4 separate regions of the Mus musculus genome follow, and regions 1, 3 and 4 are each linked to region 2. Evidence: chromatin loops called from intact Hi-C (ENCODE). Cell type or tissue: gastrocnemius. All regions are shown on one strand. Region 1 overlaps Grk5 (G protein-coupled receptor kinase 5). Region 2 holds the start of Grk5 (G protein-coupled receptor kinase 5). Region 3 overlaps Dennd10 (DENN domain containing 10). Region 4 overlaps Grk5 (G protein-coupled receptor kinase 5).

Region 1 (8,000 bases), 180 kb before region 2:
CTTCCCAAGTAGCCATGATTTGTCTATGTAGGTGGGAGTCTGCCCAGGTAGGTAAGGGCCAGCCCAGGTAGTCAAAAGTCTGTGCAAACAGAGCCCAGGTAGCCAGGGCTCTTGCCCAGGTGGGCAATGCATGATGGTAGAACACTTACTGAGCACAAGCAGAGAAGAGTTCTTTGCAGGGGCTCTGCAGGAGCTTCTTCTCTGTCTGGGAGACCAGGTCCTGTCCAACTTGGGCAATGAAGACTGGGGACTGGAAGAAGGAAATGATTATTAGTGAGAAGGAAGGGACAGGGTAGCTGGAATTGCTCCATAGATGCAGGGTAAAAGATAAAGATACCAGGTGATGGTAGAAAGATGTAGCTACCTGTCCCTGCATATGGTCACCTGCCCTGTCGGCCCCTGTCCCCTACACACACACACACACACACACACACACGTAGGATACATGAGCAGTGTTCAGTGTGGTTGTAGTGGGGTTATTAGACTAGATGGCAGTGAATGAACTCAGACTTAGTGTGAAATTTCTAGCCATGTAACATTATGGAAGTCACTTAGCATCTCAAAGTCTGGTTTCTCCAGTTTCACCCATCTCCCTGCCATGCATTCTTGATAGATGCTCCTAGGACTAGACTCACCAGGTGGATGCCAAGGTGGGATTTTAATACATTAGAGAAAATTTTTGAAAAAATCCAAACGATGTAGTGTGAATTATGAAATTATGCTTTCCCTCCCTGCTACAGAGATGTAGTTATAGGGCTGGAAGACTTGCTAAGGTCCATGAGGCAGTGCCTACAGGGAGATGATCCTGGGGAAAGTGGGAGGGGCAGTAGCAGCTGGCAAATCACTCTTGAATAAAGGTCATGGTTCACTTTCTATTCCTCAGGGTTTCAAATGCTGAAATCCATTCCTTCTTTCCCTGCCCTGCCCTCTTGTGTGGGCTCATCCCCCTTGAGGATTACCTCCTCAGTTGGCTATAACTCTGGTGAAGATGGCCTATGGTGTGGCTGCAAAGCTATTTCACTAAGTTCCAGCTAGAGTACATTTTCCACCATGAACTGTCTTAAGAGGTGGCAGTTCCCTCTGCTTTATGTGTACCCTGCCTGGTCCACTTCTATCCTCTTCTCTGTTCTAAAAACCTACAACTGTGTCCTGCAGAAATGTTTAGTCTCCTGCCAGCCCTTATACCACAACCAGGGACTTGTGTTGCTTTTAACCTCTGACCTTGCCATCCTGTGGCTACATCTCTCTCTCTCTCTGGAAGGTGGGAGGTACTTCAGAGATGCTCAAGTCTGCTTTGAACTTTGGGCACTGATGAATTTTTAAAAGTTTCCCCCTAAGAAGCATATAAATTAGGTTGGAGGCTTCTGGCAGTTTAGTCTCTTCAGAGACAATAACTGCAGGCAATGAGACAGGAGGACAAGCCACTATCTGTAGGCAAATCTGCCTAAGGAGGCAGACTGGTAGGCCATTTGGAATTGGGGGTGGGATAGGGCAGTGGAGGTATGCCTGGTAGATGGCTGCACACTCCATAAGTGTCCATCATTGAGGTGAAAGGGTATGGTCTTGATCCAGTGTGAGTCAGCAAAGACAGCATAGAGATGCCGAGTGTAGGAGCTGTGGGGAAGAAGGGAGCCATTTTAGCTTTACTCAGGAGGGGCCCAAGTTGCCAAACTGTCTGTACTAGGTGCACTTCTGCCAGGGTCCATTTGTTTTTCACCCAGCTTATTCCTTATCAACTGACAGCTGGCATGGGAATGGTAAATAAAGTCAGTGTGGTCTTGACCTCAAGTGCTATTCTCCAGTTAGACATACAAATGCCATACTTTAAGGTGACACCCTATCAGAAAAGCCCCAATGTCCCTAGGTTACATACAATATACAAAATGAACTAAAACCATAACTCGATGGCCTTTACATTTTCTTAGCCCCTGACTTTTCTTTACTTACAAATGAAATTTACTTATGGAGCTAACATTGGAAAGCAATAAAAAAAAGAAAAAAAAAACCCCACAAACCTCTAGCAATGTTTTATATACACTAAAACCCAACCCTGGTCAATAAATGAATAATGGAACTTCTGACACACATTACTTTATTTAATCTATACTGTGACTTTGTGAGGTAGGAACTATTATGTCATTGTCTTAGTCAGGGTTTCTATTCCTGCACAAACATCCTGACCAAGAAGCAAGTTGGGGAGGAAAGGGTTTATTCAGGTTACACTTCCATACTGCTGTTCATCACCAAGGAAGTCAGGACTGGAACTCAAGCAGGTCAGGAAGCAGGAGCTAATGCAGAAGTCATGGAGAGATGTTCCTTACTAGCTTGCTTCCACTGGCTTGCTCAGCCTGCTCTCTTATAGAATCCAAGACTACCAGCCCAGAGATGGTCCCACCCACAAGGGGCCTTTCCCCCTTGATCACTAACTGAGAAAATGCCTTACAGTTGGATCTCATGGAGGCATTTCCTCAACTGAAGCTCCTTTCTCTGTGATAACTCCAGCTGTGTCAAGTTGACACAAAACTAGCCAGTACAATCATCTACCTTGCAGAATATGAAAGTTCAGAAAGGTTAAGTAATTTTACCAAGATCATTCAGCCAAGAAATGGTAAAGAAGGAATTTGAACCTAGGATGGACTATGCTTGGTTGAGATCTGACTGAAAGTAATAATAATGGTCACCTGGTCCCCTGCTCCATCTCCCAGTATAATCTCAGCCCTTGGAGGCTCTGCCAGTGTAGAAAGCAAAATACTGTAAGGTCTGCCACCAGCCTATAAGTTCATCTGGGAAAATTTGAGAAGATTAAGTCAGAGACAAAATAGTAGACTGAGGCCTCTTTATCCCTCTTCATCCTTTATCTGTAGATGAGGGCAACTGACAGGGTTCTCAAGGACAAAAGGACCAGCATAAGTTTGGAGGTGACCCATCTGTGCACATATCAGGCAATCCTCATATTTGGGGTTGGCTGCCTACAAGCAAAGAGCCCTGGCAGGGAAGATGTAGAATATTGGCTTTGAATAAGAAACATAATAATGTCTTGGCTTAGAAACTATAGCTTTAAATTCAGCTTTTGGTTCAATATGAAGAGACTGAATCCTCTTTCCAGTTACTCCAAGGAATGAGATTTGCCAATAAGAAGGGACAGGCCTATACTGGACACCTGGGCCTGCCAGAAGACTCAGAAAATGCCAGGTCTGTGTGCCACTCTCCTGGGCAGTGTTCCTCACTGACTTTTCTGCTCTGTCCATTACTCTTCCTGAGGCTTCCTCTTCTTGTTCTTGGGGACTCTATCAGTTCCCAAAGCTTAAGATTATCAGGACATACCTCTCCAGTCAGAAAGAGAAAGAAAATCATATAAGAGTTTTCCTAGGCACTCCCATGCAGAGAAAAACTATTCCTTTCTGAAGCAGGGCAGGCCCCTGACAATGGATGGCCTTGTCCCTTCATTTATGTCTAGGCCTTTTTCCTCCCTTTTGTCATTACCTCCCATGACATCCACTCTGTGACCCTAAGCTTCAACATGGCAACTAGGAACACAGCCAATGCAATGCTCAATTGTGGCACTAGTGGTCAGTCATGCATGATGCAGGGACAACAGGCCTTGGAATGTGTAGAGGAAATGGTTGAGGAAGAGGTTTGATTGGATGAGAGTTGGGGAACCCTGAAGCTGTGTAGGTAAAGCAACAGATCTGGAATGAGTACATGCTTGGTTGGGGGTGGGTTGGAGGCTGAGTGTTTGTGGAAAGTTACAACTTCTCCCATCCCAGTGTCCCGAGAACAGTACTGTGTAATGCTTGGCTCTCCAGAGCCCTGCCTGTGATGTCACAGAACCTTCAGTGCTTAACTCATAACAGAAGTAAGCCTGGAAATTTTGGGAACTGAGGCAGGCTGATGAGGAGAATAGAAAGGAAGGCATAGGTTTGTTCTGGGATATGGCTACAGCTAGAATTTTACTCAGCACTTAATCAAGAAACATGTAGCTCATCACCACCACCACCACCACCACCACCACCACCACCACCACCACCACCACCACCACATACACGCACCTAAGGCCTCTGCTGACACTCACATGCCCACTGTTGGTGACCTTACAAAGAGACAGATCCAAACCCAAGGGCAGCTAGCAGTCAAGCCCAGCCCCACTTTTACCTATTGAGCCAACACCAGCAGTCTAACAGTTGACACACGAGGCGGTGCTATTGAGTCCCTCCAGTACTGCTTCCCAATAAAAGGGAGAGGCCACAGGGCCAGCTTTCTATCCTCAAGGGTGGGGAGGCCTGATACAATAATCATAGACCACTTTCACACTACCAGTGTGGCCTTTACTGTAACAGCAAAAGGGAAAAATAACTGATCAATTTGGGAAGGGAACTTTAAGTGGTTTAAGATAAAAGCTAGACCTTAAGGGAGATAAGAGGATTTGCTGAATGAAGAGGTGAAGGCCTGAGGTTACACAGTGAGACCAGTCAGAAAACAGACAGAGAAAAGGAATCATGGGCAGGTGCAGACTGCAGTCTTTAGTCTACAGAGGACATCCTTAAAAATGGAGCTACTGATGACCTCAATTGTGTCATCTGAGAGGGGGGGGTAGGAGGAGGAGGAGAGGGAGAGGGAGAGGGAGAGAGGAAGGAAGGGAGGGAGGGAGGGAGGGAGGGAGGAAGGAAGGAAGGAAGGAAGGAAGGAAGGAAGGGGCATAGAAAGGAGAGAGAACTGTGCAGCAGAGAAGGCCCAAATGTCTACGGCTCTCATCACCAAAACCTTGTCCCTCCATCAAAGTTTCTTGTTTCAATAATTCAAAGTGGAAAGATCATACACAAACAAGTGTTCTGGGATCTTCAGACTACCCCACTACCTCATATCCTCAGTGGTCATCAATAATCCTCTGCCCTACTCTGAGCCATCTTAGAAATACGCACCCTAAAAAGGGGTGAAAAGTTTAGAAAGAACCCTCAAAGGGAGCTCACTTTTCAATCTACCATGGCAAACTGGTATAGAAAAAGAGAGAAAAGACCCCCAGGGTCCTAATGTTTGCTTGTGGTAGAGCTAAGGGGTGTCCATGCAGGCTGTGGACTTGACCCTCATAGGTTCTGATCTAGTTCCATGGGAAGACACAATTTGACCTTATGAGCTCCACTCAAAACCAGGTTGTCTATTTCCACCTCCATCTTACCACTCTGCTTTCCAGAAGCCCCTCACAGGAGGCCCCTCCTAGATTCCTGCTAATCACTTACCCTAAGTTTTACATCAAAGCCCTCAAAGGAGTTTTCTTTTCTTTTTTTTTTTTTAAGATTTATTTATTTTTATGTATATGAGTACACTACTGCTCTCTTCAGACACACAAGAAGAGGGCATCAGATCCCATTACAGATGGTTGTGAGCCACCATGTGGTTTCTGGGAATTGAACTCAGGACCTCTGGAAGAACAGTCGGTGCTCTTAACTGCTGAGCCATCTCTCCAGCTCTCAAAGGAGTTTTCTTAAATACAACAATCTATGATCCTCACTGCCTTTAAGACCAAGGAATGAACCTTCTTAGAGTTGTTCCTAAAATACCCTTCTAGACCTGCTTCCTCTTCTGGCCTTTCTCCCAGTTCCTTGGCCAGTGCAATGGACTTCAAGCCACTGGGCCCTTGCTTGTTCCCATGGAAAAAACTCTTCTCACCCATCATGGTACCCATGACTCAAGAGAGGCTTCAGAGACCCACAGCCAAAAAGCCTGAGCAACTCGGACCTTTCCACTTAATCCTACCTCCCAGTGATAACTGCCATGATCGTTGTCCTTATGGTGGCTGCATGATGAACACTTTAACATGTCAGGTATAGGGGCTAGGCACAGTGTGATCTTGTATAACTCCCTCAGGGCAAGTTTTATTGTTGGCATATCTAGTTTACAGATGCAAAAACAGATTAGAGCTTAAGTAATTTGCCCAAGGTCACACAGCTGAGTTTTAAAAACTAAATTTTAAAACTTTGGTCAGAGAGCCCTATCCCTAAATAGCAGCATGATATGAAGGATGCCAAACTCCTTCCTAGGTAGTATGTAAGAATGTGACTGTGGCCTTGAAGAGCAAGCCTTGTCAGAAGGCCTATGGACATTGGAAAAGGAGGCATGGTAGATTATGCATGAATAATTTTAATGAATGCTGCTTGTATGGTATGTCACATCATATATAGTGCATGCATGAGCATATGAACAGACATACATTCAGACAAAAAAAAGCTAATATCCAGCATATGTTTTGCTTCAAATATGGAAGCATCCTCTGAGGAGCTCAATGCTCATTAGAAGTAATTCTGCTACTAGACAAAAGGTCAGTGCAGGAGACTGTCCACTCTATCTCCAGACACAAGTACTTAGGTCTTAATGATGTGTATATTTTCATATGTGGGCAGCTGACATTCCCCATGTAAACTATTTGCAATAATCTTCCAGTTTTCTCAAGATAAGCAGAGCAGCAGAAAGGCAAGACTCTGAAACAAAGGGGTCCTAGGGGTCCCCTTCCTTCTAAACAAGAGTAGTTGACCTTCTGGACAAGAATGGAGGCAGCTGTTTTTGGGGCTCCTCATTGCTTCTCAGAGAGGAGAACAAACAACGGACACTCCCACAACTGTATCCTGAATGCCCCTTGACATGAAGAGATTTGCATTAGCTACAGGAAGACTGGCTGCAGGAGTGGGGAAGGAGTGGGAATCAGGCTCCTAAACAGGATCCAGGGTTGGAGGCAGTGTCTGTGGGCAATAGGGGGAAGGGCTGGCTTGACAGCTGTTGGCCGAGCAGAGGCCACCATGTGCTGAGTCCTCCCTATAAGTTTCCTACCCATTATACTTCTGCTGCTCTTGGAAAGGACAATGTATAAATCAGAATCCATGGTTCCAGGGTCATAGACGTTGCTGAGACGTTGAGAGCTGGGGGGGGGGGAAAGCAGGTTAGTTTTACTCCAGTCTCCCAAAATGGCATATTCCATAAGTTTCATACGAGACCAAATATTCAGGAAATGGTGGACTTGACACTTGATTCAGGTGAACCTCAACTCCAAACCTGGGATCTATCCACTCTGCTTGCTGAAACAAATGGATGAGGTTCAGAACACAGGAGGTACTCAATATACTTGCTAAATAATGGTATGTACACATGCATGTTAGATTTAGGAGTCACTCAGTGGAAGGGTACTTGCCTAGCACCTGCAAGGTCCTAGGTTCCAAGTTTGACATCACATTTTTGGAAAAAAGAATCCCCTCTTGGGACACCAGAAGTATCCTCATGGGGTCATCTGGTCATCTGCTTTAATAACAAACTGAGCCATTTGTTTCAGTCAGAACTAAATGGAAGGTCAGGGTGAATTTCAGGCAGATACTTGGGGGTGAAGATTAGGGAGTACTGCTTTTAGGATACATTTCTTGGGTCCAGGTACTTTGCAACCCAGTCCAAGTACTACTGTGTCTCTTATGGGTTCATTTGATGATATTGGGGGATCCCCTGCCTCCAGCTTTCTAATAATTTCCCCATTGAGCAGCTGGAAGATACCACCTTACCACTTTCCAGACCTGAAGAACTGGGTGAGGAGAGCAGAAAATGGTAGGAGCATAAGATGAGGAATTATTCCAATCTGGCTCGTGGCTCAAAACTGCACATGCTGTCCAACCACAACCAGAACACAAAGGGAAAGTCACTGGACTGCAGCCCATGGAGAGCATTTCCTTGCTTGAGGGCCGATTTAAGGCCTGGCTGACAGGAAGAAAATACAGCATTCTTTCACCTTTTTAATCAAAACCTTAGAGCCATGTGTTAGAGCTGCTGCCGCCTGCCCTTAAGTCTGTCTGGGGCAGTTCCTCTCTGTCTGTGGCCAGGCAGGAGATAGGATCCACAAGCCCCAAACAAGAACAGATCAAAGGAGAAAGAAAGGTTTTGTTTTCTGGGTCACTGGGGAGAAAGAAATCAGTACAGCCATGAGCGAAGCACCCTCCACACTGGGTCATATCCAGTTTATGGCAAGAACA
Region 2 (8,000 bases):
TAATTTGGCCCCAATGGGAGTCCATCATTCCACTTATACTTCTAGTCCACAGCTTTCCTCTCTAAGACTCCGGAAAAACCTATATACTAACCCGATAAACAAAAATACCAGCCAGTATTCAGTAAAAACAGTGGAGATAATAACTGGAGATGGGGAAAACTTTCTAACTCTAAGTGAAACATTCGCAAAGAAGTCAGTGCTGAGGGAATAAATAAATGTATAGCATAGAGAATCCAAAGGAGCTAACTCCCGGGAAACAGAATAAATCAGTGGAACATACAAAGGCCTCCATGCCCAGAGATTCCCATAGAATCATACCCAGAGATTTCCCAAGAAATAATTTTAGAATTAATAGACAATTTGCCCAACCTGGAGTCCTGAGATGTACCATTGTGTCCCACCACTAGGTGGCAGGCTGCAAAGCTTGCAGGCAGGAGCTTTCTTCTTCACCTCCAGACACTGTCCCCATCCCAGTGAAGAACTGCCTACTCTACACCTAGTATTACTTCACTAAAAATATCAGGTTAGTGGAGGTGAGGGGACAAAAACTTTAGTCCCACCTCTAAATAAGTTAGGGGAAAGGGCAGTAGAGGAGGGAGACCTAAATATCTGAAACTCTACTCAGATTTCAGAGCATTTCCTCCTTTGGGGACTTCCAAAACAAGCCTTCCAGGTGGCTGTTTTAGGATGACAAGTGACCTCAAAGTGTCAAGATGAGTTGCTGAAATATAGCACAAGGTGGGTTGTATACCACCACACACCATGTACTGAGCCACAAGGTGGTGGAATGGGCTGGATAAACATGAGTTGTTTTATTGCTGGCCAGAAAATCTTCCTTCATTCATCAAAGTGGCTGAATGAAAACATTATGAAGTAGGGATGGCATTTTCCCGGGCTACTTGCAGAGAATCCTTCTGAAGGGAAAAAACTTACTCTGTCTGCCCTGGATATCAAATACAATTTTCTCCCAGGACAGGAAAACAACAACAACAACAACAAACCCTCCCCCTTCTTATAGAATGGTTGCACACCAGAATCCAAATCTTGGCAAATGCGATGTTACATAAATTCCAAGTTTTCCTAAATATGTATGTTTACATTCATGTAACACAAACCTTTTTGGACATCGAAGTTTCTGTCACCCCAAATACTTTTTCAAATCAAAAATCAAAAATCAAAATGCCTGGTACTGGGTATTACTAAGGATCTTACCTATTCCTGACAGCTAAATGCAGAAATTTAGTGAGATGCATACAAAACACAGCAGCACACTTGTCTATAACTAAGCCTTATCTACCTCAGGGTGGGAGCTGGGGTGGTTAATAACAACAATCCACCCTAAAAAAATTTAAATTATTTTCTCAGTGACTTGTAAAGCCGCCCTTTCATTATTCTATAAACTGGCTAATTCCTCAACATCTTACTTTGCCTTTAAAAGGCTTCCTTCCACACAACGACGGGATTTCCCTAAGAAAATTTCCCAGAGGATGATTTCCACCAATAGTCTTTATCAACTCAGCCTGCGCAAGCAAAGACTTGGTTTTTGCTAATTCCAATCCCACAACACACACACACACACACACACACACACACACACACACACATACACGAGAGAGAGAGAGAGAGAGAGAGAGAGAGAGAGAGAGAGAGAGAGAGAGAGAGAGAGAGAGAGAGAGAGAGAGAGAGAAGAGGATTGGAAGAGAAGAAACAGAGGAGAGGAGAAAGAGAAGAGACAGAGGAGAGAGGAGAAAGAGAGAGAGGAGAGAGTTTTTTCACATTCTTAAAACCATCCCGGGCCAACTCTAAAGACTGTTTTATTGGCACGTTTTCTTGCTTCTATCTCCTAAAAGAATGCTTTTCCAACTGCCCTTTCAACAGCTGCGGAGATCGAACGATTTCTAAGGTTCAGTTGGAAACTAGAGGATATTTTAGCATCTTAACTCGTCCCTGCAACTGTCTTTGCCCCGGTCCCTATCTTCTGAGCCCAAGGCTCAGAAGTCTCTCAATATTTGCAGACAGATCTCCAAGCTGTACCACTCGCACCAACTCACTGTGAGCATCCTGCACGCCCGCTTGTCACCCGACACCCGCACCCCGGCCCGCGGCAAACGCGCCGTGCACGCACCGGACCACCCGAGCTTACCTTCCCGGGCTTTCAGCAAGACCGTGTTGGCCACGATGTTTTCCAGCTCCATTGACAGTCGGCAGTCAGCGAGGGAGCCGGCCGGCTGTGCTGTCAGCGTCTGGGGTGATGCCGCTGCCGCTGCCACTGCTCGAGCTGCCGCCGCTGCTGCCAAACCCCAGAGCAAGCAGCCTGCCTGCTACCGCATTATTCTTTCTCGGAGCCCGCGGAGTTTCCCCCTCTGCACCGAAGAGACGCCGCCGCCGCTTCTTCCTCCCTCTGTGTCCCCCCTCCCCCCTCCCTCAACACTTTCCCCCCCACCCCCCACCCTCCGCGCGTCTCTGTCACTCCATTCTCCTCCCCTCCGGCTCCCTCGGATGCTTTAATGCTTCGGATGCTTCAGCCTCCCCTCGTTCCCCTCCCGGGGGTGTGGTACTCCAGGCTCGAGCCGCTGCAGCGCGCAGGCGTCTGCCCGGAGGCAACTCCCACCGCGCGCTCTGAACGCGAGGAGTGCTGGGAATTGTAGTCCCGCGTCTGACGGGGCGAGGGCTCTATTGCACCGGGACTGTGGAGCAGGACTGCTGCCGGTATGGCGCTGAGCCCAGGCGGCCCAGCCTCGCCGGCAGGAGTCAAAAACGACTCAGCCAAAACGAAACCCCCACTCCTGGAGCGCAGAGTCCCTTTCCTGTCCCGCCAAGATCCGAGAAAGCGGAAAGCACAAGCCAAGGCGGCAGAACGCTGCTGTGGGAGGCCCAGGAGTGAGCTGAGACCCGAGCGAAGGCGCGCTCCTGGGGTTCCGCGCGGCCCGCCGTCTGCCGCTCACACGCGCCAGGTCTCTGACAAAGGTGCACTTTGTTTCCGGGCAGCAAGGGGTTCGGCCAGCCCGGGGCGACCTGGCGGCCGCTGATCTCTAGGCACGAAGTATGCGCGCCCCCTGGCGACGGCGCGTCTATGGGAACCAGAAGGCAGGCGCCTGGGACTCTCGGGATCCCCACGCACAGAGCAGCTTCACTTTGCAAGCCCGGGAGCCCAAAACCCCAAGATTTTCATTATAACCAAACATATTGTAGTCGAATTACTAAAAACACATAAGAAATCGAATCTTCTGTGGAAATGTTGATGAGTAACAAGCCAAGCCAGCATGAAAAGGCATTCAAATTCCAGGCTTGTTTATCTTGGAGCACTTGGCTCCTTACACTTTCAGAACCTCGGACTCCAGATCTGGTCCCAGCTCCTCTTTCCCCAAAACTTCTAATGCTGGGAAATTAGCTGTCCGGTCACCTGGAGTCTTTCGAGGAGAGTCCTAAGAGCTGGGGGCGGGGCTGCCAGGTCCCAGGGAACAATGAGGCCTTTGCCTCCTCTGGGCCTTTCGGGCCGGATATCCGTTCTGAAACTAGTCTGAGGCTTCTGTGTCCAAGAGAAGGAAAAGCCGGCTGTCCCCAGAGCAGCCAGGAAATAGGGAGGGGCCTAGAGAAATGGAAAACAGTCATTAAGCATTGGAGCTAATGGTGTTTTAAGTGTGGTTACCAGACTAGTGCTGGTTCTAACAGTTAGTGATAGTCTTTTTCCTAGTGGGTATATCTGCCACCACCACTTGCCTAGTGTCTGGACTTGGATCAGTGGGCCTCACTTGTCTACAAGAAGAGTTAAGTTTGCTTGTCAGAAGACAGAGAGTTGAGCAAACAACTTGAGCACCTGACAGCACAGGAATTACTACTGTTCTAAGCAATCTAAACTTAGACTTTACTACAGACTCTCATTCCCAGAGCCCCAACGTGTGATGAAGGAATCTCTCTCAAAAAGAAAGTTATATGTAAGTACACTTTAGCTGTCTTCAGACACATCAGAAGAGGGTGTCACATCTCATCTCCTTATGGATGGTTGTGAGCCACCATGTGGTTGCTGGGACTTGAATTCAGGACCTTCAGAAGAGCAGTCAGTGCTCTTAACCACTGAGCCATCTCTCCAGCCCGTTTATTGACTTTTTTCACCATTTTTTCCCACTTTTTTTTTTTTTTTGAAACAGGGATTCATAAAACCCAGGCTGGCCTATAGTTCCTGATTCTGCTGCCTGGGTCCTCTGTAAGAGCAGTGAGTGCTGTTAAACACTAAGCCATAATATTTCATCTCCAAAACATTTTTGTTTTGTTTCCTTTTTTGATAAAATTTCCTTGTGTAGCCCTTGCTGTCCTGGAACTAGCTCTGTGGATGAAACTGGCCTCAAACTCAAAGAGATCTGCCTGTGTCTGCCTCCCAAGTGCTGGGACACCACTGTTGGAGTTCCATAACATTTTTTTTAATGATTAAGTTTGACCTGGTTACAAACTTCCTGTGTTTACCAGTCCTAAAGATTTTTAACAATGCAGATTCTGATTAAAATGCAGATGTAGATCTAGGGCAGATCCTGAAATTTCTGTGAGGAAACACACCACCCTCTTGAGTAGCAAAGCTCTGTTGACTGTAACTCATACCACTCTATTTTCTAATATCCAGCCCCAACCCGAGTCAGCAGTAGTTTTCCTCTCTGGTAGATAGAAGCATGCTTGTTTGCCTCTCTGTAAAGGCCTGCCTTTCTCCATTTTACAGAGATATGCAGATCCAGAATAAGGCCCAACAGATACAGCAAGTGGGTCTTAGCTTGAACAGTTCTCTCTCCACTACAGGGTGATACATCTTTCCTACAAAATAAATGGTTGTAGGTCAAGTTATCTGTGCCTCTCTGAGGAAATTAGGACATTCCAGTGCAAGAATGGAACAATGATAGCATTTATTCAACCCCAGTGGGGAACCAGGCCTGTGCTGTTTGACATGGATTATCAACTTGAACACAACGTCCGGATGAGATAGGAAATATAGCTGTATTTTGTAGATAAGAAGAGGTTTTATTATTTTCCTGGGGTTACACACTAGTAAGTAAAAGTCCTAGCAATGGAGATGCATACCTTTAGTCCCAGTGCTTGGGAGGCAGAGGCAGGAAGACCTCTGACTTCAAGGCCAGCCTGGTCTACAGAGTGAGTTCCAGGACAACCAGGGCTACACAGAGAAACCCTGTCTATAAATAAATAAATCCTAGGATTTGAGCCTGGCAGATAGATCAGAGAGTTCATTCACTGATCTCTGCCTGGTACAGATTGGATGCCATGGTTCTGAAATTTTGTTTTGTTGCCACAGTGAACTTGTAAGGAAAAGCAGACAGTTGACTAAATGGTTAAGATTTTAGGGCATTTTCTATTTCCATCCATAATTCCACTGTGATCATTTCATTCTTTTCAATTAGCTACAATAATAATTCACGGTCCCCTGTGAAAAATGAGTTTGTTTTGAGGAAGAGTCATCAATTAAGTATCAATAACTAATTAGGGAATTGTTGACAGCCAACTGAGAGCAAGTATGGAAATCAAAATGAGGATCCTGTGAGTATGCAATAATGAGAAAGACAAAAGCTGACAAGCTACACACTGGATCCTCAAAGCTAAAAAGGAAAAGGAAAAAACAAACAAACAAAAAACCAGGGTCTCTTCCAGAGGCACCTCTATCTCCCATGGATAAAAGCTGTTGGGTCAGAGTGTTTATAAACCGACATCTACTATTCTGGACGACCACAGTCTATCGTCATTCTAAAGTGTACATTCGTTCCTCAGTCATTACACTGGCTTTCTGAATCCTACTGACCTTTTTGGCCTCTCAGCTTGCAGCTGAAGGTGCTGGAAATAGAAATATTCCTTTTTTTTTCTCTTGTCTCTTTGTTCAATGTTTAATTTGCCAAGTATTGCAGGAGTACAGGCAACTTCCATTACCACCAGCAAGAAAGTAAGTGGGCTACAAACACTGGAATCAGAGCAATTGTTGGGTTTCAGACCCCCAGAACAAACAGCTGAGGTGCATATTTTTACATACCAAAGCAGACCTAGCCACCATGTTCTCCCAGCATCCTTCAGTTCCTAGCTGGCATACTCCACCTTCTACCCTAGACTGGACTACCCTTCCCCCAAGGGCTCTTCTAGATATAATACAGACATTTTGGTCTCTCTCCCCACTTTTTCCTTCTCTCTGCACCTGCACTTTCTCTCAAATCACTCTCTGTCTCCCTCCCCATAGAGACTTCCCTGGCCTCTTTTCTTGGGCCCAGTGAATTTACCCAATAAACCTGTGTTTGTATATATTTTCATCAGTCTTGGATTGGCTCAATTCACCGGTGGAGAAAATAACATCAATTGTAGAAATATATACAGAGGACTCTGCCAGTGAAGGAAGAAGTGGTCTCAAGCATCATGACAATTCCAAGAAAGATAAGTGAATTGAAAAGGACTTGGAAATCCAAGGCTTCCCATTAAACACCCCTCCTACTCTGAAAGGACCGATGGTCACCAAGTTTCACATTTAAAATGTTGCCATTGTGTATCACATTGTGTTTTTCTATTAATTCCTTTCTTTGAAGTAGGCTGGCCTTTTTATTATCATTTGTTATTAATTATACAGAGTATGAGTTTCATTGTGACATTTTGTTTGAGGTTTGTTTTTATGTTTTGTGTTTTGTTATTATTTCTGGAGACAGGGTCTCATGTAGCTCAAGTTGGTCTTGAACTCATTGTGTAGCCCAGGATAATCTTGAAGACTTCTCCCTACAAGTTCTTAAATTGACAAATAATGTCATATTAATCAATAACAGCTTTGGAACATAAATAAGAGATTTCTTTATGGCTTCTATCAGTAAATATAAATTTTAAATGCTTTTATACCCATGTTACCTAAAGATTTCTTGGACAAAAAGGAGCCAGTTGAGCCAGGCAGTGGTAGCACACATGCCTTTAATCTCAGCACTCAGGAGGCAAAGGCAGATGGTCTCTGTGAGATCGGGGCAGCCTGATCTACAGTATGGGTTCCAGGATAGCCAGAGCTACACAGATAAACCCTGTCTAGGAAAGCAAACATACAAAAAAGAATCCAAGTGTAAAAGTGTAAGGAGCATCAATATAAATAAGTTCTACCCTCTCGGAGGCATAAGGAATATTAGTTAGATCATGCTAGGTAACTATCCGAATCTCAACCTCCCTGTGAGATCAGTGTTTAAAGGGGAAGAGTGAGGCCACACTGGTCTCTGGATCCAATGTTATAGAGACATCTGTATTTTCTAGAAAACCAAAGCCAATCTCTCTCCAGAATTCCAGCTCTCTGGACCTCCGTCTTCTGAGCTATCTTTTGCAAGTAGTTCTATCATTCACCCAACTTTAACTAGGGAACAAGATAATCTGATTTTAACTCAATTTTCAGCCTGAGAGAAACACAAGAGCCTTACCACCAAGTGGTTTATAGAAAGTTGAACACTTTTTTGTCTCATTAAGTGTTAGACAACCAATACAATTTAGGTGGAGACAAAATACGTGTACTACACAGTAGAAGCATAACCCTTAACTCTATACTTTTAGAATCAGAGCAGGAAATAAAAATGTGCTTTCCTCCAGTAATTACTTTTTTTTAAAGGGTGATATTTCTATTAATGTAGATAAGAATCTAAGCCATCACCCTGACTCATTTTATGACCAACATCTATCAAAGGATTACCTTTTAATGATCAGCATCAGACAGGACTTAGTCCCACCAAGACAGTCCACTTGTTACTCATAGTACCAAGAACTCTTTAACAGATAGATATAAGCCGGGCGTGGTGGCACACGCCTTTGATCCCAGTACTTGGGAGGCAGAAGCAGGCAGATTTCTGAGGTCGAGGCCAGCCTGGTCTACAAAGTGAGTTCCAGGACAGCTAGGGCAATACAGAGAAACCCTGTCTTGGGGGAAAAAAAACAATATAGATAGATGTAGCATAAAAAATATGGCTACTGCTCTGTCTTGATTGTTTTTACATTTATTGTGTGTACAT
Region 3 (8,000 bases), 51 kb after region 2:
AGCATGTTTCCACAGATTGGACAGGTAAGGACCCCACTGCTTTCCCACAGATGAGAAACTGGGTTTTTATTTCATGTTTGTAGTAAAAGAAGTAATTTTAGTCAGGTGGTAGTGATGCACACCTTTAATCCCATCCCTTAGGAGGCAAAGTCAGGGGAATCTCTGAGTTTGATGCCAGCATGATCTACAGAGCAAGTTCTAGGGCTATACAGAGAAACCCTGTCTTAAAACAAAAACAAACAATAAAAACAAAGAAGTAATTTTATTTTAAAAACTACAAAGTTAGGGCTTTAGTGATGGCCCATGAGGCCAGCCTGGTCTACAGAATGAGTTCCATGATGGCCAAGACTACACAGAGAAACCCTATCTTGACCAACAACAACAATAGTAGATTTACTGCACTTGCTGAGTGAGGTCTTAGATTCCATTCCCAGCAGCCACATGGTAGCTAGCAGCACATCAGGTTTCGTGGTGGCACAACCTGTAATCCTAACTCTCAGGAGGTTGATGTAGAGGATTTTAAGTTTATGGACAGCTTAGCCTTCATAGCAAGTCCCTGTCTCAGAAACTAAAAAAACTGGGACTGGAGATATTGCCTCAGCAATTAAGACCACTTTCTGCTCTTGCGAGGACCCAGATTTGGATCACAGCAACTATATGTTGTCTCATAACCATCTGTAATTCCAGTCCCAGGGCAATCACACATCTTCTGACCTCCACAGGCATTGTATATACATGGTACACAGGTGTATGTACAGGCAAAAATACCCATACATACAAAATAAATAAATACTGAAAAAAACAAACTAAAAACGTTGTGAGCTGAGGATGTAGCAGTTAGTAAAGTGCTTTCCTAGCATCACAAGGCCCTGAGTTTGATCCCCAGCAGCACGTAAGCTATGCATGGTGACATATACCTGTAATCCCAGGGCTTTGGAAGCAGGAGAGTCAGAAGCCCAAGGCTACCCTTTGTTATAGTGAGTTTGAGGCCAGTCTGAGCTGCATGAGACCTTCCTCCAAAGATTATGAATAAATCAGCCAGTCAACAAACAAACAAATCTTTGAAAGACACTCAAGAGCTTTTAGATACTCTACAAAGCTGTGTAGCCATGCTTTATGCAGTGGGTCTTCCTGTAGTGATGCTGTGCTCTGTGTGCTGACCCAGTATGGCAAACACTGGCCACATGTGGCTGCCGAGTCCTTAGTGTGTGACTAAGATACTGACTTTTATTACTATTCTTCAGTGGTGGAAACTGTACCTAGGGTGTTACATGTGTTAGACAAGTGCTCTACTACTGAGCTATCATTCTAGCCCACAAACCTTCTAATTTTAATGTATGTACTCACATATAGCTAGCTTATGGACGATGTATTAGGGAAGATAGTTCCACAGATAATTCATTGTGTAGAGCAATACAATACTTATGTTTTCTATGTGTTAACATTTCCTAGCTCCTCTATCATGTTGGTCAGTTTTCTCGTTTCCTTGTCTGTTGAAAGAAGTTGAAGTTGAAGACAGTGTCTGTGCCAAGAATTACTGCTTTAGAGTTGTGTTTTGTGCCTGTTTAAAACTCAGCTCACGGGCTAGAGAGATGGCTCAGCGGTTAAGAGCACTGACTGCTCTTCTGAAGGTCCTGAGTTCAAATCCTAGCAACCACATGGTGGCTCACAGCTACCCGTAATGAGATCTGACCCCCCTCGTCTGGTGTGTCTGAAGACAGCTACAGTGTACTTACATATAATAAATAGATACATCTCTATAAATAAATAAATAAATAAATAAATAAATAAATAAATAAATAAATAAATAAATAAATAAAATAAAACTCAGCTCACAGTCCTGAAGGTTATCCTCTCTACTTGTACCATGGCATATACACCCACAAGTTTGTACACAGATATATACACACACAAATAAAATAAATGAACACAAATTTAATAACAAAAAGGCGGCTGAGATGTGGAAGAAGACAGACCGTAAGATCAATGATAGAATCTGTATATGCTCTTGCAGGAAAGGTAATATAACATATGGAAATTACTGTCTCGTGACAGATAATAAACGACAGAGGGGCTAGAACCAAGAAAGGCTTTCTGGAGAAGGAAGCCTCTGGAAATGGCTGGGATTGCACAGGCAGAAATGGAATTAAAAGAACTAGTTCCCAGTGGAAGAACAGGTAGGAGGAATGGACAGCATGACCCCACAGGATCATCTGGCAGGATGTAGAGACCAAAGTTAGCACTGCATCACCAGGCTGAGGAAGCAGGCAGTAGGCTTGAAGGGGTCATACAGGAGCCTTGCCAGACATATGAATCTCAGAGGGCAAAGCAGGGGCAGGAAGTAGGGTTTGTCTCTGCATTGCCTCAAAGATTCACCAGACCTTGAAGTAGGTGCTTGTTGACTCTAGGTGGGTAGTGATGATTCAATGGCAGTCTTGTGCTAATGGTATATATAGGGCTGCAAGGGGTCCAGCATCTCCTCAGATATCCCTGTAGTACATTTCTAGAACGTCAAGGAAAAGGGAGCCTATTCCTTCAGAGGTCCTCTGCTTGCCATCAGTTAATTAGTACATCCAACCTTGCAAGACTGGAAATAGACACTGGCTGTTAGAGGAGTCCACTGCTAACATTTGCTGGGATGTGATAACATTCCTTCCTGTGTACATGGTACCAGACTTGACCATCTGTAGTATCTGTAGTGGAGAATTTGTAGGTGAAATGCTCAAGGAACCAGGTGTATTCTTGTATTGACAGTATTTTAGAGGTTGATGCAGGAATAGACTAAGTTCAAGATCCTGTCCCAAAAACCAAAAAGGGGGAAACCCCACTACACTTACAGATGTGGAAATTGCTCCAGAAAATCAGATCAGCAGATTCTTCATAGCTATTGCTGAGTGATGATTATACAAGAGCTTATTATAGTCTCTTTGTATTTGAAAATTTCAATTTAAAAGTTCTAAGAAATGGTACTTCTTGTAATCAATTAGATATCATTGGAAAAGGTGTAAAAAAATGGGTGCTTTCAGAGTTTTTTAAAACTTGGCTTGAGGCATTTAAGCATGAATTTTGAAGAATGTGACCTTGTCTTTCAGATCCAGTGCAGTCAGCTTGAAGAGAAGATTCAATCTTCTACAGAAGAAAAGGAACTCTTCTATTACAGAGGGGTATAGGAACAAGTTTATCTCCTGTTTGGAAATCTTTGGCCCCTTAAAGAGCACTGCCATGGTCCTCAGGGTTCCCAGCAACACTTGTGCAGCAAGCTGGCTTCAGTGCCTGAGTCTAACCAAAAGAAGAGCAGCACCCAGGGGACTGCTGAGATGAAGTAAGAGTCAGCCCGGGGAAGGATAATGTGACCCTGTGAATAAACCTGTCTGGAGTTGAATACTTGAAAGAAATCATCAAAAGGTATACCTTATCTGGGGTACAAACACTACACTGATAGCCTCCAGATAGATACAAAACTCTGGTGAGCTCATTAAGGCTTCTAGTCCCTAAGTAGTCCTGTTTCCCTACTTATTTTATCTGATCCCACACTGCAAGCATTCTGTCTACTTCCCTGGTTTCTGTTGAAAGGACCCTGATACTTCTATTTCTAGAATAACTGAGGCCCCTAGCCAACAACAGCTTCCTGCTCAATACCAGTCCAGGTCTATATATAGTCAACTCTCTTAGGGATCCCCATCTCCCTTCCTCTGGGCCTTGCTCTGTAGTCACTGGGGCATCTCTGGCTTACTTCTCTCTATAGACTACTCCCAGGAGCATTGAAACTGCCTTAACAAACAAACAAACAAACAAACAAACCATACTTCCTAGCCAAAATTTCTTCTTCCTTCCTTCCTTCCTTCCTTCCTTCCTTCCTTCCTTCCTTCCTTCCTTCCTTCCTTCCTTCCTTCCTTCCTTCCGATTCTTCCTCCTTCTTCCCCAGTCCCTTCTTCAAGACAGGGTTTTTCTGTGTTGGTCACAGCCTACATTCTGCTGAGATGGCTCTCACCTAAGCCCCATCCAAGGCTGGACTACCATTCTGCCAGGCCCTCATACCCCAACCAGTTGCTACAGTGTACTTGGCTCTTTGGATGCCCCCACGGGACTCATGGTTGAGTCAACCATGCCTTATCTCAGCTCCCTAGTAACCTTGGGTAATGGTGACATCATTTACCCAGCTATGTCACTCAACCTCTTATCCCAGACAGGCATAATTTCATGTGTTAAGAACCCAAGGCTTCAGGTGCTGCTTCAGCTCAGTGCAATAGCACCCCCTGCTGGCATTGTCTTGTGGCTTTTTGCCTTGCTCTGGCTGCTCTCTGAAACCTCCTGCTTCTGTCTGGAGACAAAGTTCTGCTTCTTTTTTTTTTCAGATTTATTTATTTATTATATGTAAGTACACTGTAGCTGTCTTTAGACACTCCAGAAGAGGGAGTCAGATGGTTGTGAGCCACCATGTGGTTGCTGGGATTTGAACTCCAGACCTTTGGAAGAGCAGTTGGGTGCTCTTACCCACTGAGCCATCTCACCAGCCCCAAAGTTCTGATTCTTAACACCCTTAGAAAACCTCTATCTTATTCATCTCTTGTCATCCCCTTCTATGTCCCACAGAACCTAACATCTGGTTCCTCACATTAGTTTGTGGGCTTTTCTGTTTTTTTACTGCAACCGTTTCTTCTCTGGAGGCCTAGAGAGCTCACAGTATTGAGTGAGGTACCCCTTCCACTGGTTTCCATAGCACCCCATTTCTCTTATCAGACCTGCTCCCGGCCACACTACCTCAAGACCTGTTGCCTGGTCCTATTTCGTAGCAGACTGTCTTTAGAGAAGATGCATATTGTTTGGTTATTGTGATATTTTCACATTAAACTCACCAAAGGTGTCTACAGGACAGTTGCTTCAAAATTTGGTTTTAAAAAAGTATCACAGCAGTCCAAAGAGTCAAAATTAGAAACAATGACCTACCAAGTAGCTCAGTGCAGCCATAGGTGGACACTACACAGAATTAAAGGTAGAGAATCATGGGCTAGAAAAATGGCTCAGCGTTTGAGTGTGCTTGCTGCTCTTGCAGAGGTTGTGGACTCATTTCCCAGCACCCATGTAGCCAGATGTCAACTCCTGTGTCTCCAGCTCCAGGAGGATGCAGTACCCAAACATGTGGCATATACAAAGGCACACATATATACAAATAAGTTTTAGAAAATGTGTGTGTGGACAAGATCAGGAGAATAAGGAATGTATGGTGGCCATATCTACAATCCCAGCACCCAGGAAATGGGCAGATTTCTAAGAGTTTGAGGCCAGCTTGGTCTATGTAGCAAGTTCCAGACCAGACAGAACTACATAGTGAGATCCTGTCTCAAAAAATAAAAGGTGAAAAAAATAAAAATAAAAGGTAGGGGCTGGAGAGATGGTTAGAACACTGTCTGCTTTTCCAGAGGTCCTGAGTTCATGACCACATGATGGCTCACAACCATCTGTAATGGGATTTGATGCCCTATTCTGGTGTGTCTAAAGACAGTACTCACATACATAAAAAAATAAAAATAATAATGAAAATAAAAAAATAAAAGGTAGGAGATAAAGAGATGACTCAGGAGTTAAGAACACTTATTCTTGCAGAGAACTCGGGTTTAGTTCCTGGCACCCACATATTGGTTCATAACCATCTGTAACTCCAGCCCCAAGAAAGCTAGTGCCTTCTGACTGCCATGAGCACTAGATATACAGTGATGCATGTACATACATGGAGGCAAAATACTCATACACATAAATCAAGAAACCATAAGATGAGCAAAGTCTCCACGTGGAAGACTGCCTTACTACTTACTACTTAAAGCTTTATCAAAATGTTTCTATTGATCATAAGTTTGTAATGTTAACAATACTTCGAGATAAGGGAGAAAATGAAAAGACATCAAGTAGTTCTTTTTATAAAGTGCAAATTTAATCATTAGTTGTTAGCTCCAGTAAACAAAGTATGTCAAGTCCTCCCTGTTTTTACCCAAGGACAAGAGGGAAAGGCTATTTTTTTATTTTTACTTAAATGTCTAACAATAAGATTTAAAAAAAAAATACCCAACTTAGATAACATTTTTGCAAATATGTTTCCTGGTAAGGTTTGAATGCTCTGCAACTATACTGAAGAAAGGTGGCCTTTCATAGTTAATGTGAGTAGACATAAGGAATGCATAATTGAGACATTTGTGCTTATTTGGTAATTTTAAGATCTCAAATTAAGAGAGGCTAATAACAGTGTCCTGATGATGTGGCCAAATTCCTTTACTGCAGTCACTGGAAGACACTGTCTAGTTTTGGCCTTGGCAATTTGATTCTCATGTTCCTTTACCAATATATGAAAGCATTATGGGCTGGGGGTTTAGTTTAGTGGGAAAGCAATGCCTTGCATATGCAAGGCCCCAGGTTCTAGCTCCAACACTGCAAATAAAAACAGTAAAGGTATTTTTTTCTTATACATGTTTACATTTAAAAGGGGTTTCCTTGTTGGGGACTGGCCTCTTTTCCAAAGACACTGCTAGCAGCAATTAGTCCAAGAGTTCTAATGGTGGATGTTTATTAAATGCTTATATCTAGGGCAGTATAAGGGTTGTTGGATTTGTCTACTCAAGTATAAAAGTCTATGAATAACCCACATAATATAGGCAAAAGTTTCAAAGGCCCAAAACATTTTTTTTTTCCACAAGAAAGTGCAACTGTAGTATCTCTTGAATGACCTTCTAGACAATTCTGCAGAAAACATAGCAGTTAGGCTCAAAAAGTATACTCTCTCATGAGGAATTCAAGTTTTTTTCTAGAAGAATAAAAAGCAAACTTTGAGGCAGCTTTCTGAAAATAAACCATTAAGTTTATGGCTACAGTAAGACTAAATAGGAATGAACAATGAAGGCTAGCATGTGCGATCTGTGTGGCTCCTACCATTAGGACAGTAATTAAAATTAAAACACTGTCCAGCACTGGATCAAATTGGCAGGGAGAAAAATCACAATTGTTTTTATGTGCTCTCACCTAAGATCTCACTATTTGGAAATAAGTCATTAAAAATAGAACATTCCTATAATTCCAATAGTGTATAATGTCAATGGGTACTAGGAATAAAAGGGAAGTTCTGTAGGGGTCGCAGCAAGATGTTGAGAACAGTCAGACCTTCAGCATTTGTTCAGCTGCTGCTAGATGATACAGGAAGTTTTCTGTTGCGGGTGGAAATCGCTGCTGCTTCAGTGCCTCAACATTGAGGATGACTTTTCCCCCATCATCAGACACTTCTGAGAATGGTGCCAGGTGAGTGAAGATTTCTTTTGTTTTTAGGGCAATGTCCTTTAATAGAACAGGTAAATACACAGTATGTTAGTATCTAAGAATATGAATAGTTATTTCCTAGGGTTCTCCTATTAGACTAACTTCATGGGTTTTTTTGTTTGTTTGTTTGTTTGTTTGGGGTTTTTTGTTTGTTTTCCTTTTTCCTAAGACGGGGTTTCTCTGGCTGTCCTGGAACTCACTTTGTAGACCAGGCTGGCCTTAAACTCAAGACATCTGCCTGCCTCTACCTCCCAAGATTCGGGGTTAAAGTCATTCACCACTATGTCCATCTCTCATAAATTCTTTTTTTTTTTTTTTTTGGTTTTTCGAGACAGGGTTTCTTTGTATAGCCCTGGCTGTCCTGGAACTCACTTTGTAGACCAGGCTGGCCTCAAACTCAGAGATCCACCTGCCTCTGCCTCCCGAGTGCTGGGATTAAAGGCATGCGCCACCACACCCGGCGCATAAATTCTTAAATCAAAATAACTTAGGAAATCAGTGTCACAGATCTGTTTACAATCATTTTAGTCATTTTAAAGCATATGCATTGATACTATGAGTAATCATTGTGGAGGCCAGGCATGGTGGCACATGACTTTGATCCCATGGGAGGTAGAGGCAGGTAGATGTGTTCAAGGTCAATCTGGTCTGTACAGTGAGTTCCAGGCCACCAGGGGTACAGAGTGAACCTGTTTCAAAAA
Region 4 (8,000 bases), 57 kb before region 2:
AGAAACTGCTGAAATCTCTTAAGAGACTTAGCCAACTCACATATCAGAATACCTGGCATTTGAAGATCTTCACTAAAGAAGGCTGTGGGCAGTGTGAAGTAAGATACAATCAGCAGCAAATAACCCAGCTTATTTGATAATTGGGGAATTAGTGGGAAGATATACCATGTGGAATTGAGTATTAGACCAGAAGGCAGAATAAAGAGGCTGGGATACTCAGAAAGCCAGTGTAAAAGTCCTGAAAGGGAATGTTTGTGTCAACCCCTGCAGGTCAGTAAGCAATCAAATGACAAGGGGGTGGGGGTGGTTTGAGTACATTCAAAGATCTCAAAGGCTAATGGCAGAACAGAGAAGCCAGGAGGCTAGCCTAAGGGAGGCTGACCTAGGGCAGCAGGTAGTCAATAATCCAGGCTAGGGCAAGAGATCTAGAGAGCAGAATTGGCAGTTCCTGCTAGCCTGACAGCTTCTCCAGAAGTAAAAGCAAAATGCCATCTGAACAGGGCTAGCCCATGGGAAGCCTCTAGAACAGCAGCTCATGACAAAGCTGAAAACACGTGTCACTACCCCACCTCAGGAATCAGGGCTCAGGATGCTCTCAGGAAACCACTTCCCTGGGGACCATGGCTCTGGCCACCCACCTGCACCCATTCTTCCCTCCCACAGGAAACTGCACCACCATTGTTTGTTGTTCTGTAAAGCCACTCTAATTGTGAGAGAAGAGGCCACATGCATTAACACCTCAATAATGGGAAGCATGTGTCAAGTCATCTAATTTCCTGCAAAAACTCCCCCTATGATGGAACAAATACTGCTGACAAAAAATACCTGGTGGCATACAGGGGTGCAGGACAAGCATAAAAGACTATAAGGAAGAAAGACTGAGAGAATGCCACATATCTTTGCTACCATGAGACATCCCCATGGGTCTAAAACTTTGCAAGGTCTCAGAGAGGCCATTCAACTGTAATCAGTACTAGCAACAAGTAAGTAAGGAAATAAATAAATAAATAAATAAATAAATAAATAAATAAATAAATTCAGTTTCTCCCTCAGGTCTGCAAAATCAAGTCAGCTTTGAATAAAAATGAGGCAACTGTAATCAGTACTAGCAACAAGTAAGTAAGGAAATAAATAAATAAATAAATAAATAAATAAATAAATAAATAAATAAATAAATAAATTCAGTTTCTCCCTCAGGTCTGCAAAATCAAGTCAGCTTTGAATAAAAATGAGGATATGACCACTCCTAGGTATGGCTGAGGGAAATGTTTTTATTATAGATATGAGAAAGAGAATAGTCTGAGGCATCCAGAAGACTAAAACTGAACATGGCCAGTAGAACAGACTGGCCATGAGAAGAGAGAAGTGGATGAGTGAGAGAGGAAGAGAAAAAAAAAGAGGGAGACAAAAGACCAAGAAGGTAGAGAATCAAGAAAGAGTGTGTCCAAAATGGCTAGATTATATAGGAATAAGAAGTTGAGGGAAGGGCAGAAGAGATGGCTCAGCAGTTAAGAGCACTGACTGTTTTTCCGAAGGTCCTGAGTTCAAATCCCAGAAACCACACGATGGCTCACAACCATCAGTACAGCTACAGTGAACTCATATACATAAAATAAATAAATACATCTTTAAAAAAAAAAGAGCTGAGGGAAGGAAGGTAAGCAAAGCTCAGGGGCTGGAGAGGTTTAGGGTAGGGGGCAGAGGTGAAGCGTGTTGAAAGGAGCCAGGACTCTATAACAGGTATTTTCAGAACCAGTATCTGTATCTCAGTGAGTCATTTGTCCCCAGTTTCTTCGGGACCACATTCTATGAAATAGCACCTCAGGTTTTTTTGTTTTTGTTTTTTTTTTGTTTTTTGTTTTTTGTTTTTGTTTTTTTTGATGTTGGTTTTGTTGGTTTGTCTTAGGGACAAGGTCTTTTTAGCCCACATAGGCTTCTGGTGATTTGAATGGAAATGGCCCACATATGCTCACAGGGAGTGGCAGAATTGAGAAGTGTGACCTTGTTGGAGGAAGTGTGTCACTGGAAGTTAAGTGGGCTTTGGGGTTTCAGAAGCCCAAGCCAGACCTGGTTGCTCCATTCGTGCTTGCTGCCTGCTGATCTGGATGTAGAACTCTCAGCTACTTCCAGCACCATTTCTGCGTGCATAACTCCATGCTTCCTACCATGATGCTTTTTCCTTTATAAGATTTGCTGTGGTCATGGTATCTGTCACAGCAATAAAACCCTAAGACAGCCTCCAACTCACTATATAGCAGGAAATGACCTTGAACTCCTAATCTTCCTGCCTCTACTAGCATTATAGGTGAGGAGCACCATGTCCCAGATGATACCTCAGATTTAGGACTTGGCTGGGTAGTGGGTTGAGAAGTACAAGTGGCTGAGCAGGTAGGAGCCCCAGTCAATTCATTGCTTTCAAACACTCTCAAAGGTCATATAACCTGACCCCTTCATTTTGTGGAAAACATTATAGATAGTAGTCACTCAGTCCATTTGCTGTAGAACCAAGACTATAAACCAGAGTAAGGCTGCTGGACCCAGCACAGGAATCACTTACCTGGCCATGAGAAAAAGCCTAAGGTGGATTTCTGAGTTCCAGTTCCAGGCCAGCCTGGTCTACAGAGTGAGTTCCAGGCCAGCCAGGGCTACACAGAGAAACCCTGTCTTGAAAAGAGAGAGAGAGAGAGAGAGAGAGAGAGAGAGAGAGAGAGAGAGAGAGAGAGAGAGAGAGACTAAGGTATAGCCTGTCCCACAGCTACAGTCCCAGCCCCTAGCCTGATACACTGCATCTACGCCTCATAGCATCTCCCCAGCCCACAGCTCTTTCATCATTTCCTCCCACCACATCTGCAGCCTGTGGGAGAATAGCTGTTCCCCCATCAAGCAAGTCGTGTAGGCTTCTCTCAGTCTATTCAGACTCCACCTTTCCTGCCTCTTGCCCCAGTTCCAAGGCCAGAAATCTAGTGTGCTGCCCTGGCCAACTCTCCAGATTTGCTCTTTAACTTCCTCACCCTGAAAAACATGCAAGTCATGAAAGGGAAGGAAAAGCTCACTGGAGAGCAGCTGAGAATTGGAAGGGCACTACTTCAAAAAAACAACCACCATTGTTTTTAACAAAGAGGGGAAAAACAGACGACTTGTGAATCAGGCCTTGTGTAATCCCTGCACTTGGGAGATGAAGACAAGAAGATCAGGAATCCAAAGTCATCCTTTGCAGTATACAAGGGCCAGCCTGAGTTGCATGAGACCATGCCTTAACCTACACCCCCAGAACTCCCAAAAAGAAATTAGACTGTTTAGAGCCACACATCCTCCTCAAATAAACTTCCCTAAAACAATCAGAACTGTCTTCTCTCCAGGTGGTCTGAATCTCACTGAGGGGCAAGAAATCCTTAAAGAACCTCAAAATTGTATCTGCTGGCGTTACAACTATCTGATGGACCAGGGGCCCCACACTTGTAACTCAGCAGAACCCAGGCGCTCCTATGGTGGTGTTGGTCACCTCTCAGCTGCCTGAGTCACCAGCACTGCCCTGACAAAGCTCTACAGTCAGAGAGTTTAAAGAACAGGAAGTTGTGGCTCACAACCCCAGAGGCTGCAATCCAAGGTCAAGGGTTAAGGACACACAGCAGCTGGCCATCTTTTCCATGATGGGGAAAGTTGGGTGGGAGGGAAAGAGGCCAATATTTCAGAGAAGCAGAGCCAGGAGCTCTCAGGACAAGGAAGGGAAACCAAAGACAACCCATGATACCACTAGCCCCACCCACAACTAAGCAGGAGCCAAATTCCCTAGAGTTGTTTGTTTACTGAAGCCAGCTGGAGTTGAGTTCCTGTCACTTCTACCCTACCTAATGGCAGTCATCTTGCTGGACTTGAGGAAAATCAGGCTGTGAATTGACACAGAAACAAGACGCAGGTGCTCATGGGGAGTACAGGAGGCAGCATGAAAGCAGCTCATTGTGACAGCATTACAGAGGCTCCGCAGGCCTGTCAATTTTGAGAGTAATGCTATGAGCCTCTCTCCATGACTTACCTCCCTCCTGCCATCTGTCTTCTCTTTCACAATGCCCAAGAAGAAAAGGGAAAAGACCCACAGTAATTCACCCATTTGATTAAAAATTTGGGGAGAGTTAGAAAGAAAAGATCCTGATCCAAGAAATTTAACATCATCCTTGACTACGGGCAATTAAATCTCTTAAGTTAGAAAAGTTGACCCAAGCCTGGTAGCACATTGCTTGTAGGGTGGAATATCTAACATTCAAGAGTGAAACTGCCTCAAAAAAATTTTTTTAATAACTATAAATCTTTCTTTCCCTTACTTTCTGGCAATTCTATCAAAATTCAGTTCCTTGGTGCCATATTCCAAATACCTGTAATTATAGCTACCTGGTGTTTGCTTCCATAACAATCAGGGTAGATACAGAACATTTTTTAAACCATCTTTAAAGATACTATTGACACATCACTGTTCTTAGCTCTATGACATAGCTCCCTGGTCCAGCCAATGGTCCATTATGGCTTCAGGTGACATCAACTGACAGCTCTGCCAAGAGCAAGGACTACCATCCACTGATTTCTTCCTTGAGAAAAGTCATGGGAAAAAGTCAATTGAGCAGCAGGGGAAGCATGGGGTGGGTCACATAACAAGTAGAAATGATGAGAAAATACCACCAGTAAGCAGAGCCACAATGAAAGAGGAAACGTAGAGAGCCGCAGGTGAAGGTAACCATCCGGTACCTAGGGAAAGGGCCTATCCTGCCACACCTGAGTCAGACTAGCAAACGCCCTTCGACCATGACTAGTTGACAAAGCCATCCCTCCCTTACACGGGTGTGCCAAGGAATGAATGACACCCCCACAGCAGTCTTAGCTAACAGTGAGGACTGGTTTCCACAGACCCAACTCCATGGGCCGTAGGTTGGGAGAAGACTGAGGTTATTTCTCAGTTACCAAAATAAAGTTACAGTTACACAAAAGGTTATAGAATCTGATTATACCCCTTTTACTAGCATTCTATCTTCTGTGACTCTCCAGTGCCCTGCTGTATTTCCTGGGATAGTGCCTCCAAATACAGTACTTACATACAAATGACTGTCTCTGAATCCCCATTCTAGGAAACCCAAACTAAAACAGGTATGATAGGCAGAATGTATCTGTGTACTTGCAATTAAATAACCAAATACAAGTTGGTTCTGCTCAGTTTTGGGAACAGGAAGATAATAAGAGATATATTTCATGCATCGCTGATGGGCATGCAGACTGTACCACTCCCAAAGAAACAGCTTGAAAAGTTCCTTCCAAAGTTAAACATCCACCTACTAACCAATCAAGCATCCTACTCCTAGGTATTTACCCAGTTAAAATGTTTGCAATGTTTATAACAGTTTTATTCATAATCACCAAAAAGTTGGAAACAATCCAAATGTCTTTCAACTGGAAAGAGATTTAAAAAAAAACAAATAAACAGTAGATTAGCACTCAGAATCCTAAAAGAGCCAGCACAGGAACATGGGCCATGCTCAAATGTTGAGTGAGGTGAAAGGAAACAGACTTAAGACATAGTCAACAAGAGGGAAACTATGTCTAGTACTAGAAACCTAGCTACCTACTCAATGCTAGTGAAATCATGGTTATGGTTAGCTACAACCTCTCATTTACTAAACTAGCATAATCCCTATCAACAATCTATAAACATTTGTCCTTAAATACACATATAACTGTAATCTTCACCTCTCTTTAAAGAAACTATTTGTAACAGAGATCATTACTGAAAACCACAATCAGTCAAAATGCAGAATTGTGAAGTCCTATCCCAATGCATATCTACAAATTCTTACACCTAAGTTTCAGGGAACATTGCAAAGGGGTGGTAGAAAGATTAAGAGACACAGGATAAGGAAGCTTGCTATAAGATTGTATCTTCTAAAACTCAAGAAAAATGAAGACTGAAGTGTGGACACTATGCCCCTCCTTAGAAGTGGGAACAAAACACCCATGGAAGGAGTTACAGAGACAAAGTTTGGAGCTGAGATGAAAGGATGGACCATGTAGAGACTGCCATATCCAGGGATCCACCCCATAATCAGCATCCAAACGCTGACACCATTGCATACACTAGCAAGATTTTGCTGTAAGGACCCAGATGTAGCTGTCTCTTTTGAGACTATGCCGGCGCCTAGCAAACACAGAAGTGGATGCTCACAGTCAGCTAATGGATGGATCACAGGGCTCCCAATGGAGGAGCTAGAGAAAGTACCCAAGGAGCTAAAGGGATCTGCAACCCTATAGGTGGAACAACATTATGAACTAACCAGTACCCTGGAGCTCTTGACTCTAGCTGCATATGTATCAAAAGATGGCCTAGTCGGCCATCACTGAAAAGAGAGGCCCATTGGACACGCAAACTTTATATGCCCCAGTACAGGGGAACGCCAGGGCCAAAAAGGGGGAGTGGGTGGGTAGGGGAGTGGGGATGGGTGGGTATGGGGGACTTTTGGTATAGCATTGGAAATGTAAATGAGCTAAATACCTAATAAAAATGGGAAAAAAAAGTAAAAACACTCTTAACATGGAAAAAACAAACAAATAAACCAACTCCTTATGATAAAAAAAAAAAAGATTGTATCTTCTAGGAACAGAAGCTACACCCAGATAGTCTCACCAACATGACTGCCCAAACATGAGCTGAACAAGAATGACACCAATGGACATGCCAAACTGGACATGAGAAAGCCTGTAAGTCCTTAACCCCACATAAAGAACATTAGACAACTGAGGAAAGCTGGGCTCAAGAGAAATGGTCTTTCCCAGAGAAGAGTACAGCAATTGGTTATTCAGTGCCAAATGATCAGCCCTGAAAACATACATACAACTAAGTAATACATACATACAGACTGAACAGGCTATAAATTTACAAAAACTGTATGACAGCACATGTTTGTAAAGAAGGGTTAGAAGTTCAAAGTCATCTTCCGCTAGGTGGAGAGTTCAAGGCCTTTCTGGGCTCCCTGAGACACTACCTCAAAAACAAAAAAGTAACTATCTAAACACGTCACAATTTACTGTCTGCAAAGGAAAGGTGGGCAGAGGAGACCAACCTTTCTTGGACATCAATAGATGACTGAAGACCATGACCTTAAATGAGTCATAGTCTCCTGCTCCCTCCATTTCTCCTTCCTTTACAATGGGCTCACTGGCCACAATGGCCTTTGGGACCCTCCAACTCAAGACACTAAGTGACTGTAAAAGTAGCTCCCCAAATTACTGAGAATTACAGGAGAGCCATTTCAACACATGTACTTCATCCTCTCCTACCATGGTTTGGTCTAAGTTAAAGGAAGCTGGAAGAAACTCAATGTCCAGTTAAAGAAGCCATAAGATTTTCTATTAGGTGTCTAGCTTCCTGAACGTCCTACTTTTTCCTGGAAGCCCTACAAAGGGTCCGTGTTTTTAGCTATCTGGAAATTACTGTGTCCTTGAAAATGCATGTGTACCTGCCTACACTCACAAGACAAAGTACCACCTGGAACTCAAACACCCAGCACCTGGGAATCCCTTTTCACCATAGAAGACTCCCAGAGGCTTCTGGGAGATACTGCATTTTTCTCAACCACAACCCTAACCAATGCTCCAATTCATGAACCAGGAACTGAAAGTGGAGGCATCAAATCCATATTCCTGCTCACTAGGACACTTTTGGTTGTGAATCAGGAAAAGGATAAAGTGGAATAACTCCACTGAAAGGAGGCCCGGGCAGCAAGGGGTCAAGAGTACAAAAATCCATCAATCAACCGCTGATGCCTCCTGAACATCAGCAGAGGTAGCCAGCCTCCACTCCCACCAAAGATCCTGCCCCAAGCCTTTCCTTTACAAGATATGGTCTCTAAAGCAGTCTTGTGATATGCTTGTGTGGTTGTGTGTATGCATATATGTGTGTGCAAATGAACTACATGTACAGGCATACACTTTATTTTTGAGACAGGGTCTCTTAATTAAACCTG

Evidence for each region. A loop is a pair of places that touch in the nucleus more often than their neighbours do. Peaks named below come from ENCODE experiments on the same cell type or tissue, not always from the same donor. Only the 100,000 strongest peaks of a DNase experiment are listed, where the experiment ranks them.
Region 1: a loop joins it to region 2, with 3 times the contacts of the local background. A loop is called at or near these places in 5 of 42 quality-filtered maps.
Region 3: a loop joins it to region 2, with 3 times the contacts of the local background. A loop is called at or near these places in 2 of 42 quality-filtered maps.
Region 4: it touches region 2 in a loop (2.8-fold over the local background); 9 of 42 quality-filtered maps call a loop at or near these places.

Annotation. Positions count from the first base shown.
Region 1 is chr19:61,060,798-61,068,797 of GRCm38, reverse strand. Grk5 (G protein-coupled receptor kinase 5) reads right to left here. Exons shown (of 16, transcript NM_018869.3): 5 at 150-250. It also overlaps a transcript of Zfp950 not described here. Among named protein-coding and RNA genes, the nearest start is that of Gm22520, 51 kb to the right of the region's middle. In gastrocnemius, CTCF peaks have their summits at 3,557 and 4,224; DNase peaks (open chromatin) are centred at 3,623 and 4,214; H3K27ac peaks cover 624 bases.
Region 2 is chr19:60,884,775-60,892,774 of GRCm38, reverse strand. It overlaps Grk5 (G protein-coupled receptor kinase 5), which reads right to left and starts at 3,026. Exons shown (of 16, transcript NM_018869.3): 1 at 2,144-3,026. The coding sequence starts at 2,195. In gastrocnemius, CTCF peaks have their summits at 416 (motif pointing right) and 3,066; DNase peaks (open chromatin) are centred at 1,549, 2,609, 3,027, 3,440 and 1 more place; H3K4me3 peaks cover 3,793 bases; H3K27ac peaks cover 5,234 bases.
Region 3 is chr19:60,834,143-60,842,142 of GRCm38, reverse strand. It overlaps Dennd10 (DENN domain containing 10), which reads right to left. Exons shown (of 9, transcript NM_026437.4): 9 at 5,908-7,317. The coding sequence ends at 7,141. Sfxn4 (sideroflexin 4) reads left to right here. Exons shown (of 14, transcript NM_053198.4): 13 at 1-24; 14 at 3,093-4,866. The coding sequence ends at 3,170. Among named protein-coding and RNA genes, the nearest start is that of Sfxn4, 23 kb to the left of the region's middle. In gastrocnemius, a CTCF peak has its summit at 4,244 (motif pointing left); a DNase peak (open chromatin) is centred at 4,252.
Region 4 is chr19:60,941,785-60,949,784 of GRCm38, reverse strand. All of the region lies in intron 1 of Grk5 (G protein-coupled receptor kinase 5), which reads right to left. Among named protein-coding and RNA genes, the nearest start is that of Grk5, 56 kb to the right of the region's middle. In gastrocnemius, no CTCF peak of the experiment used is centred here; a DNase peak (open chromatin) is centred at 3,788; H3K27ac peaks cover 6,263 bases.